Linked DNA regions of Mus musculus: region 2 is linked to region 1. A link is a contact called in ENCODE POLR2A ChIA-PET data. All regions are on one chromosome and are shown on one strand. Each heading gives the region's core, a stretch centred on a gene start or an enhancer-like site at or near the end of the contact. The rest is flanking DNA. Distances are from core to core; before and after follow the strand shown.

Region 1 (5,603 bases), core at 2,149-4,648:
GCTAAATAGCAGGCAAATGCTACCAGCTATCTGGATGGCTAGTGTGCTGCTGGCCCTCTGTATACCAGGGCTGGGCTGGTGCACAGTGAGTCAGAGAGAAAGCTGGAGAGCCCCAAACCTAGGCTGGTAGTTTCCATGGCAGGCTAGGTAGTATCTCCTCCAGGAAGCCTTCTCGGACTGCCAAGCCCCAGAGCCTCTTCTCTTGACCCCATCATTAGCAATAACAGCTCTCCATCAGCAAACATCTCTGGGCCTGCCTTGAACTGATAGAGACCATGAACCAGACATAGAGAAACTGGAAGCAAAGAACATGAATTGGATAGAAGCAGGTTCACGAGGGCTTATAGAGGATAAGTAAGGAGATATTTACCCACACCAGAATGAGGTCAGAAGGTGTCAATACTCTACTCTGAGAGGGGTCTGATGCCTAAGCCTAGGGACTACAGACAGCCAGAACCAAATGAAAATCAAAACACCAGTCAGGACAAGCTGGCTGTGGGCCATGTCAGGTCCCAGAGCCTCTGGGTCCCTTTGTGTCTACTGCTAGGAATTCACCTATCCACACAGATGCCTGCTGGGGACAGCCCAACTCTGGAGGAGCCTAACCAGGGGACTGCCTGGTAAGAAACCAGCATAGAACCAGACCAGACTGAAGAGCCCCTCCCATCATGAAGATGCCAAGAGCTTCCACCAGGTGAGTGACTCCGGGTGGTCCTTCCACTCAGCACTGTCACAGGCTTCTAAGAGGGGACCGACCATGCTCGGAGACACTCAGTTCTAACACTACAGTGTGCGACCTCCCACCATCTCCTGGGTAAAAGCTGCACGGCGTGCTGATGCTCCATGCTGGTTTTACATACATACACTGGTTCTGGACTGGTTTCTCACCAGTCCAGGTAGCAGCAGGGTCTGAGATACCCTTGCAAGAGCCAGCCCACCCCTGCTGTGGGGTCCAGGAGGTATGGGTAAAAGGTCTCCCCCAATGCTCCCTGACTGAGGCTAAGCCTTAGGGTGTACAACACAGACAGCTGCATAGCCCTGCGTGAAAGGAGGCAAGAACAGGCAGCTCTACACAGGGCCTGACTGGGAGTCTAATTGTGGGTTCCATCAGGCTCCAGACATTGGGCCATGAGTGTAAAAGAGAGCAAAAGACAAGTCTGGTATCCCCAGGCTGGGAGACGCAGCAGCTTTCTTCCCTAGAGGGACACAGTTCAGGTATGGTGGATTACAGAGAGGGTACCCTAGGACAGGACAGCCATCCCGACATGCATGTATACACAACTACACATGGAGTTAGCAATACCTCACCAGGGAAGATGGGATGGAGCCTGTGAGAAACCATTATCCACCCGCCCATCCAGAATGGGGACTCCTGACTTTCTCCCCACAGGCGACCCTGCAAAACCATCAGTCCCAATTTCAAGATGAAGTGACGAAGCTCAGAGACCCTGAGCGGTTGCCTACAGCATCAGCTCAGAGGGCAGGGGCACCATGCACATCCATAGCCCTGGCTTCGGGAGCGGAGGCGGCGGGGGATGGAGCCAGGCTGGGTTCCACACCGTGAATTATTCAGTGGCTAATTCTGCTCCTGGGAGAGGAGGCAGGAGGGAGCGTGAGTCAGAGGCCTCCCACAGTGGAGCAGCAAAAGCAGGCAGGACCAGGCTCAACTGGGGCCACAGAGCTGCGGGCCCATAGATCTAAAGACCTACAGAGCCGGGCCTGAACCACTCACTACCTTCAGATTCCCAAGAGCTGCAGGGACTGAATCCTCACCCTTTCCCTGTCACTAGCAAGTTCCTCCTGCAGCAGAAGCAGGTGGCAGCCCACTGACCTCAGGAAATGCTACCTGGCTGCCCTGTGTGCCAGTGGACCATCAAAACTGACCATCAGGCAAACCCTAGGAAGGCAACTTTCCAAGAATAGCTCATAGAGTTCTTTCAAGAAAGAGCATAACAATACCATCACACAGTAAGAAAACCACACGTGTCCCTCCACCTCACCCGGGCCTGGTCTTCCCCACAAAATCCCCAGGTGAGGTCCTGGGTCCCGGGTGCATCTCCTTGCTGTCTTTCAGGACTCAGGTTTTGCTCTACCCCTCACACCTGTTCTAATCTGCTCAGGAACACCATCAGCTACTGGAGCTGGGGTCAGGTAGGCAGAGAGTGGGAGCAGGGACAGTCCTGTGTTCTCTCACCCTCAACTTCAGTAAGATGAGGATGGCGGCAGAGATATTTGGCACAGCCCCAGGAGTACTTGATTCCCAGGCTACTGTCTGTCCCAGGAGCCGCCGGAGAGAAACTGTGAGGTGCTTAGTGACCAAGTGGGCTGATCATTCTTTTTTTTCTGGAATCTGGAGCAGGAAGGAAAAGCCCACAGCCCTAGTCCCCCTGCTCTGCACTCAAATGACAGTGGTTCAGTAGTGGGGGTGGTGCTGGGACTTGGCAGGACGCCAGACTTAGGGCTTCGCAGGGAGAGGGCTGCCAAGTGCCCCATGGCCCCCAGCCCAGACGGAGGCCCACTCACCCCACTTCAGCCAGGCCTCATTTTCCACCCTGGGTAGAGAGACTGCTGGCACCCTGGTTTCCCACAACCACACGACACCCTGTGTACATCCCACAGCCTGACCGTGAAGCAAGGGGTCATTAGCAGCCACAGAAGGCTGGCGATGGCCCAGGCTCCTCACCCACCAACAGTCTGGCAAAGGGATTCCCTAGCTGGGGAAAGAGAACGAGGAATACCCTCCTGCCTGAACCCAGGGATCCAGCCTTGGCTAGCGGGGGCTCTGCTGGGGAGAAGCTGACTGCCCAAAGGATGAAGACGGGCCTACCAGGAACCCATAGGATCAGAAGAGGGTCTATCAGGGGAGGGAGGCAGCTCCGTCAATCCGGATCGGAGGCCCTGGTGACACAGAGGGGCTGAACACCTTCCAGGGGGTGTTCGACATTAATCCCTGGAAAGGTTATCAGTGAACGGGAGGCGACTCCTAGAATGAAAGGGGATGGGGAAGCTCCAGCTCCTTGGGAGGGGCCATGACCCGGGGCCCCTGACCCCGCACCCGGGGGCGCGCGTCACCTGCTGGTAGTCGGCGTCCTCGGGCCGGAATTGGCTGCTGGTGGCCTCCCACCGCAGGTCGAAGTGCGGCAGCCGGTGCAGGAGGCTCACCCACCAGGGCGCCGCGTAGCTGACCCCGGCCATGGCGGGCGGGCGGCCACGGGCGCTGCGCCGGGCTTCCCTCGCTGCCGGATGCACGGGGCTCAGGGACCCGCCGACCCCTGCTCAGCTGCCCTCATCGTGCCCGCTTCCAGGGGCCCTGGCCCGGCCCGGCTCGGCCCGGCTCGGCCCGGCTCGGCTGCGCTCGGCTCCGCTCGGCCGCCCGCGCCCGCCGCCTCTTTGTTCACCGCCGCTGCCGCCGCCCCCTCCGCGCACCCGCCCGCTCGCCTTCAGGCTCCACCCCCACACCGCCATAGGCCCACCGCCCTCAGGCCCCACCCCAACCGCCCTCCCGGACATTCGGCCCCGCCCCACACAATGCTATTGGTCGGCACCACGCAGACCCCGCCCATACCAGGGCAGTCTCTGCCTCCGGACTGCCATTGGCATTTCTCCCATAGGCCCTGCCCCCTGCGTTACCATTGGTCTTTTTGCCTACACCTCTCGGTTTAGGCAGGACCCTCAACCTCTTCAGCCATTTCTTCCCTGTAGACCACGAAGGCTGGAATCCAAAGCTCACGTGTAGCATCCTCTCCGACCCATGCCTTTGCTCTCTGGTTTGATCCGGTTTCCACGCAGCCCTCATAAGGACCTGCCAGGGAACCAGTGACCTGTCTCTAGGATGGACATGATCTGCATTCGGGAGCTGCAGCTGTGTGCTCTTGGGCGAATGACTTAGCCTCTCGGTATCAGTGTTGTAGTCTGAGAAAAGGCGTTGCGGAGATAAACCGAGTGTGAAGTGCTCAGAACAAAGCCTGGCGCATAAGCCATAAAGCCGCGTGTAAGGCGATAATGGGCAGATAGATTGAATACCCACCTGCTTTAATTTCAGTTATGGAACCAGGGCCTTACGCATGCAAGCCAGGCACTCTACCACCGACCTAAATCCCCAATCCCCTGTTTTACTTTTTCTGTCGCGGGATCTCTGTAAATTGCTCAGCCTAGCCTCAAACTTGGCAGTCCTCTTGCTTCAGCCTCCCAGGTACTGGGATAACAGGCCTGAACCGCCGCACCTCACTTGCTTGCATCATTCTAAAGATGCAAAAGGAAGATGTAAAGAAAGTTCCCTGTATCCCATCTTGGAAACTAGGCTACTGGTCAGGACACAGCCTATAGAAAGGTCATGGGGGCAGGGGGGCAGTTCTTGCTTCTCCCCGGGTGGAGCGAACATATCCACTTGGCTCTGTGCACTCACAACCCTGGGGCCTTATGTTCTTAGAAACTAGACACATGCAGCTTCTCCATCGGCTAGGTAGCCTCACTCCTCAGCTGGACAGTGGCTTCCTGACAGACCTGTCTTTCAGTTCATGCAACTGCCTGAGGCATCTCCTTCCTTGCACTCTGGCCCGAGGGCAGGGGCCCTTTACAGAGCTGTGGGTTTCAATGTTCTGGATGGCTGGAGGAAGCTACCTAGCTGGGAATCAGCCTGCAGCGATAGGTAAGAAGTTCTTAGGCTTCTTACTCCAGGGCCACACAGCAATGGCTGTTCCCCCTCGCCCCACCCCCAGGCCGAGCTTTCCTCCTAGTGTCAAATGAGCACTTGCCAGACAGAGTCAGTGCAGCAGGTGAGATGCCCGCACCTGGCTAGATTTCCTGTAGAGCCGAGAGTAGCTCTGCCCCCAGCTCTGCCTTTAGGAGTCCAAAGATGAACAGTAACATCAGAGACGGTCATCACAGGCTGGGAAAGTTTCTGGCCTCTGCTTCAGCACCTCCCATAGAGAGCCCTGCATCCTTGCTTAGTCCCAACAACAGTAACTGATGTCCAAGGTTCATACACATAGATGTGAGATCTGGGAGTTACCTCTCCCATCACCAGAAGTCTCACCAAAATGGAGATTTTCTTCTGATCAGGCTACAATACCTGTGCATTACATACTCACTATGATGGACAAATTTCATACCCCCAAAAGATGTGCAAAAGCCAGGTATGAAGTCACACACCTGGGCAGCTGATCACAAGTTTGAAGCCTGGTACATCACATTGCAAATCTGAAGTCAGCCTGGGCTAAGCTTTAAGACCTTATCTAAAAAGGGAGGTGGAGGAGGAAGGGGACACAGGAAATGTGCTAATTTTGATTCATTAGTCGTGTGTTTGGTCAGTGAAACCCTTTCCTGGGGACAACTCCTGAAGGAAAAGTTACAAGGGTCTAAAGTAGAAGAAGCAGGGAGGGTGGCTGAGCAGGTAAAGGTCTTGCAGCCAAGCTTGATGGTCTGAGTTCAAGCCCACCCTCCACATGGTCTCCACGGGAGACTCCACACATTGTTCCTCTGACCACCAAGTGTGCGCTGTGCACAGAGTAAAAAATTAATTGTAAGGGCTGGAGAGATGGCTCAGCAGTTGTAAGCACTGACTCTTCTTCCAGAGGATTCGGTGTCAATTCCCAGAACACACA
Region 2 (5,071 bases), core at 2,262-4,761, 42 kb before region 1:
CCTAGAATCCCTCAGTGAGGGGCTGGGGGCGTGACTCAGTGGTAGAACACCTGCCTAGAATCCCCCAATGAGGGGCTGGGGCGTGGCTCAGTGGTAGAACACCTGCCTAGAATCTCCCAATGAGGGGCTGGGGGCGTGGCTCAGTGGTAGAGCCCCTGCCTAGAATCCCCCAGTGAGGGGCTGGGGGCGTGGCTCAGTGGTAGAGCCCCTGCCTAGAATCCCCCAGGGAGGGGCTGGGGGCGTGGCTCAGTGGTAGAGCCCCTGCCTAGAATCCCCCAGTGAGGTGCTGGGGGCATGGCTCAGTGGTAGAGCCCCTGCCTAGAATCCCCCAGGGAGGGGCTGGGGGCGTGGCTCAGTGGGAGAGCCCCTGCCTAGAATCCCCCAGTGAGGGGTTGGGGGCATGGCTCAGTTTAGAGTGTTCACTGCCTGCACCCTAGTATTTCCCCTCCCAGAACTTTTTCTGAGGACCCTAGGGGCTTCCCGAATATCCTGATCTTCCCTCTCTAGCTCCTCATTTTCTGTCCTGGGATGAGCGCCCTACCCTCCCATGCCCAGTGGGTGTCTGCAGGGAGTCCATGGGTCCAGAGGAAGGGAGTACCCCATGAGCTCAGTGCAGGAAGCAATAGGGAGAGGCGAGCTGGTTATGTCTCCCTCTGGTTTTCAGACCTCAAGGAGGAACCACGAAATTCCAATCTTCTGACAGCGAAGAAACTGAATCACTCTTGCCAGAGCCTGCAGCCCCCACAAGAATGCGGTAAGGCTTTGACCTGCCGTTCCCTGTCCAGCCACCACAGTCAGAGCTGGTTGGTTCCTTACTCCATGGCCGACCCGGTCTCCCCTGCATGGCTCCTCTGTGGCAGGCATGGACACTGCACCAGCCCCTCTCTGGGCATCAGGTTGCTTTCTTTACAATGGGGAACATGAGGACTTGGTGGTAGCGGCTTGACATGGTCCCAGGCTTGGGATGAAGGCGCACCAAGACTGACAACCAGCTATGACTTGGTCAGGTGGGTATGGAAGGAAGGCATAGGTAGTTTGTTTCCTCTCCTGCCGTCAGAGACTTGATAAATGCCCACGAAGGTATCTTCCCTTTGGTTTAAATGGAAGCCATGCAGAAAGTTAGGGTGATTAGGGGACTTGAGCTATTGGGAAATGAAGACATTGTATGTGCGGGGTGGGGGGACACGGGGTAGGACCACCACAAGACATGTGGATACCAGGAGAGTCTTGAATTCATAGGTGACAACAGAGAGTCATGCTATAGTCTATTCTGTGTCTGTGTTTGTGTGAGAGAGAGACAGAGAGAGACAGAGAGACAGAGAGACAGAGACAGAGAGACACAGAGAAAGTAGAATGGAGGCTGCCAAGTGGTCCAGGAGAGGGGTCTCAAGGAGGAGCCTTAGACCTAAAACACTCGGAAGACACATAGATAGTTTTTGGTGGGAATGGATTAGCCCCTGAGGCTGAGGCTGGAACTGGGGTGAGTTTATTTGGAGAGCAGTCCAGCAGATAGCAGGTAGGACTTTTTCCTTGTCCTTGAGGGACCAGGCTCTGGCAGGAGGAGGAGGGGTTTATAGCAGGAGGTGACGCCATGGGAGCTTTGTCACTCGGGCACAGCCAGCACCATCTGCTTAGGCATCTGCCTACCAGAGGTGGTGCCTCCTAATTACCTGGGGGGAGGGGTCAGGAAGAAGCCTGGGAACCACCATATCCCACTCCCTCCCACCACAGAGGGGTTGCAGTGTCCCACAGGGCCCTCAGAGCAAATGGACCAGAGATCCACTCCTGGGTGGGGTGGGAGGCTGGGGGGTGGGGTGGGGTGGGGAGAGCCTGGCTACACATCAATTCAAAGTCATTTTATTTTATATTTGTGATAGGGTCTCATGTAGCTCAGGCTGGACTCAAACTCACTATTTGCCAAGGAATATTTGGTGCAGAGATGAACCGAGGCGTCATACATGCTAGGCAAACACTTTACCAACTTTGCCAGATGAGGTACATTTCAGGCGCTCTTTTACACGGCAGCAGGGGCTGACCCGATATTCACTCTGTAACTCAGGCTGCCTTTAAATGTTCAGCAATCGTCCAAGCCTGCTACATGGGCTATCATGTCTGTCTTCATTTTGAAAAGAATTTTGTTGAAAGCAGGTGTGCGTATGTGTATGTGCGTGCGTGCGTGCGTGTGTATAAATGTGTGTTGCTCAGGCCAAGTTGCACGTGTGGAGGTCAGAGGGCAACATATTGTTGGTTCTTTCTGACCATGTGGGTCCTGGGAAATAAACTCAAATCTGCCTAGGTGACAGTTGCGTTTGCCCACTGAACCATCTGGCCAGCCCCTGCAGTAAGTCTTTACCTGATCCAGCCTGATGCCTTCTTTTAACCTCCAAGAGAGGGACGGACATTAAGAAGAGTGTAGTAGAGAAATAATTAGAAATGATACTCCGGTCTAAAATATAAACGCTAGGGAGTCGGCGACAGAAGGAACAGCAGTTTATCCGTGGTGGCAGGGTGGGCTCAGACTTCCTTTGAAGGGGGACGCGGAAACTGAAGCCAACCAGACCCAGGGGCAGCCAGGCGGAGAGCCGCCCCCAGCTGCGCTCCCGGAAGATGCAGCAGGCTCGGGCTCGGACCCTGCTCCCACTCCAGGGGACCCTTGGCCATTTCCGGACCCGTAGCCTCTCACCCTACCATTAGGCGCACATTCCTGCCGCCCCCGCTCGTGCTAGGCGCAGGCAAGGCCCCCGCCCGTGGGAAGGGGGCCGTGTGCCGGGGAGGCGGGTCTGGGATGGCGCACAGCTGGGTCACATCTGGTAGGAGTGCGGAGGAACCAAATGGAACAGAAGGTAGCCTTTCATCCTTCGAGGAAAGAGGCTGCTTGAGTGTCTCCTCGCTACGGGGTGCCTGAGGTTTTTGGGGACCAACCCTCCCCATTTAGGAACATGATGCCAAGACAGGCCTGCCTGGGGGAGGAGGGAAGGATGGACCGACGGAGGGACGTAGAATTTTGTCACTGATACCCTTTTGCCTGAACTTCAGGTCCACTCCTAAGACATAAGTATCAGTAAGGGCAGCTCAAAATTAATCGCTCAGGACACACTGCAGGCTACCACTTTGGCTCAGTCAGCACCGTTCCCCAGGGAAGGAAACCCGCTCGGGGACAGGAAATGCACAGCGAGAAGCCAAGGATGTCGCCCGCGGAGGAGCACTGGCCCTATCACCCAGGTCCCAGCTTCGGGGGCGCGTCCTCCACGTGCAGCCGTGGCGGGCGTTGGTCAGGCTGGGTGTCTCCCAGAGCAGCTCCGGAGGGTGACTCGGCGCAGGCGGGACAGGCTCGTGCACAAAGGGGGCGGGTGCCGTGGGTACCCCAGCTGGGTGGTTCCCAGCCCCTTGTCCGTATCCCACGTGGGAAGGAGAGATCTCCCTAAAGGTTACGCCCCAAGGCTAGCAGCCAATTAGCGCGTGGAGGCGTGGCGGGCAGGGGAGGTTTAAGAGTTCCTGAAGCGAGAGGCGCGCAGCTGGACCGGGAGCCTCGGGCAGCCGGACCAGTTGGCACTGGGATAGATATTACGTGCGGCCGCCGGCCACCATGCTCCAGCGGTGCGGCCGGCGCCTGCTGCTGGCGCTGGTGGGCGCGCTGTTGGCTTGTCTCCTGGTGCTCACGGCCGACCCGCCACCGACTCCGATGCCCGCTGAGCGCGGACGGCGCGCGCTGCGTAGCCTGGCGGGCTCCTCTGGAGGAGCTCCGGCTTCAGGGTCCAGGGCGGCTGTGGATCCCGGAGTCCTCACCCGCGAGGTGCATAGCCTCTCCGAGTACTTCAGTCTACTCACCCGCGCGCGCAGAGACGCGGATCCACCGCCCGGGGTCGCTTCTCGCCAGGGCGACGGCCATCCGCGTCCCCCCGCCGAAGTTCTGTCCCCTCGCGACGTCTTCATCGCCGTCAAGACCACCAGAAAGTTTCACCGCGCGCGGCTCGATCTGCTGTTCGAGACCTGGATCTCGCGCCACAAGGAGATGGTGAGACCCAGCGCGGCCTGGGCAGGGGGATGAAGTGGGGATCACCCTCTGGTCCAACTGGTGACTGACGATAGCGGTTCCCGATGCGTTAATTGCTTTGGGTCTATCTGGGAAACGATGACACTGATAAATCCCATTACAGCCCCGTGTGGCTGCTGGGGTTCACTTTGCCTTACTACCCTGGAAGCTTCCTTCCGTGTTGCCCAGGGTCACCCCAGCCACATGCTCTGTGTCTGGATGAGTCGCCTCCAGCTTAGGGCTGGCTCTGTAACGCTTCTCCTAAACACTGGAGTGAATGGCCATATTTGTTCCTAAACTTTTTCGAGCAAATTGGCTCAGTTCCATCCTGGGTCCCCTTCACTCCCCTTCCTTCTTCCTGGGTGGAAGGTACGCCCCCTTGAAAGGGAGGGAGGAAAAGGCATAGCACACCCCTGGACCAGGCAAAGTGAAAGAAATGGGTGCTAGTTCTCCAGACTTGCTCAGAACCCTGACTTCAGTAGCTCAGCTCCCCCACCTCCTGTTAGACCAACTTCATACACATAATAAAAAGACACACCCCACTTTGAAAATCTCCCTGGAGGCTACAACAGGACCGTTGGGGCGGGAGAGCAGAGTGCACTGCGTGTGTGTGTGTGTGTGTGTGTGTGTGTGTGTGTGTGTGTGTGTGTGTGTGTAGGGGTGGGGGTAGATATTTGGTGTGAAGACTAAGACTCACTTTCCTTCCTGACCCAGCCCCAGTGAGACTTCGCTTTAGGACAGTGGAGGTTAAGAGGACAGGCTCCTATCTAGTCTTGGTCAAAGAGGGGCCCTGAGAACCCCACCGTAGCCTCCTGAGAATGAGGCGTCCCTTTCCCAGGGGCTCAGCAGGCCTTCGGGAGGGGGCAGCGGGGGGCCATGGGTTTTGTTTGGCTGTGGTGCCGTTAGGATTCCCAGCGCTAGGCTGCTCTCACGCCGGCCCCTTGGGCAAGGCAACAAAGCCCCTTTCTCCAGCCGAGAAAGGCGTCGGCCTCTTGTGTACAGCTATGCGCTCCATGGGAACCGTTGGCTGGCGTGCTG

Evidence for each region. ChIA-PET counts read pairs that join two places held with the same protein, here RNA polymerase II (POLR2A).
Region 2: POLR2A ChIA-PET joins it to region 1 with 27 read pairs in Patski. The contact joins the promoter of Lfng here to the promoter of Ttyh3 in region 1. POLR2A ChIA-PET finds 5 or more read pairs at or near these places in 2 of 5 experiments (Patski and embryonic stem cell).

The regions. Positions count from the first base shown.
Region 1 is chr5:140,645,633-140,651,235 of GRCm38, forward strand. It overlaps Ttyh3 (tweety family member 3), which reads right to left and starts at 3,399. Exons shown (of 14, transcript NM_175274.5): 1 at 3,073-3,399. The coding sequence starts at 3,195.
Region 2 is chr5:140,603,830-140,608,900 of GRCm38, forward strand. It overlaps Lfng (LFNG O-fucosylpeptide 3-beta-N-acetylglucosaminyltransferase), which reads left to right and starts at 3,512. Exons shown (of 8, transcript NM_008494.3): 1 at 3,512-4,015. The coding sequence starts at 3,587.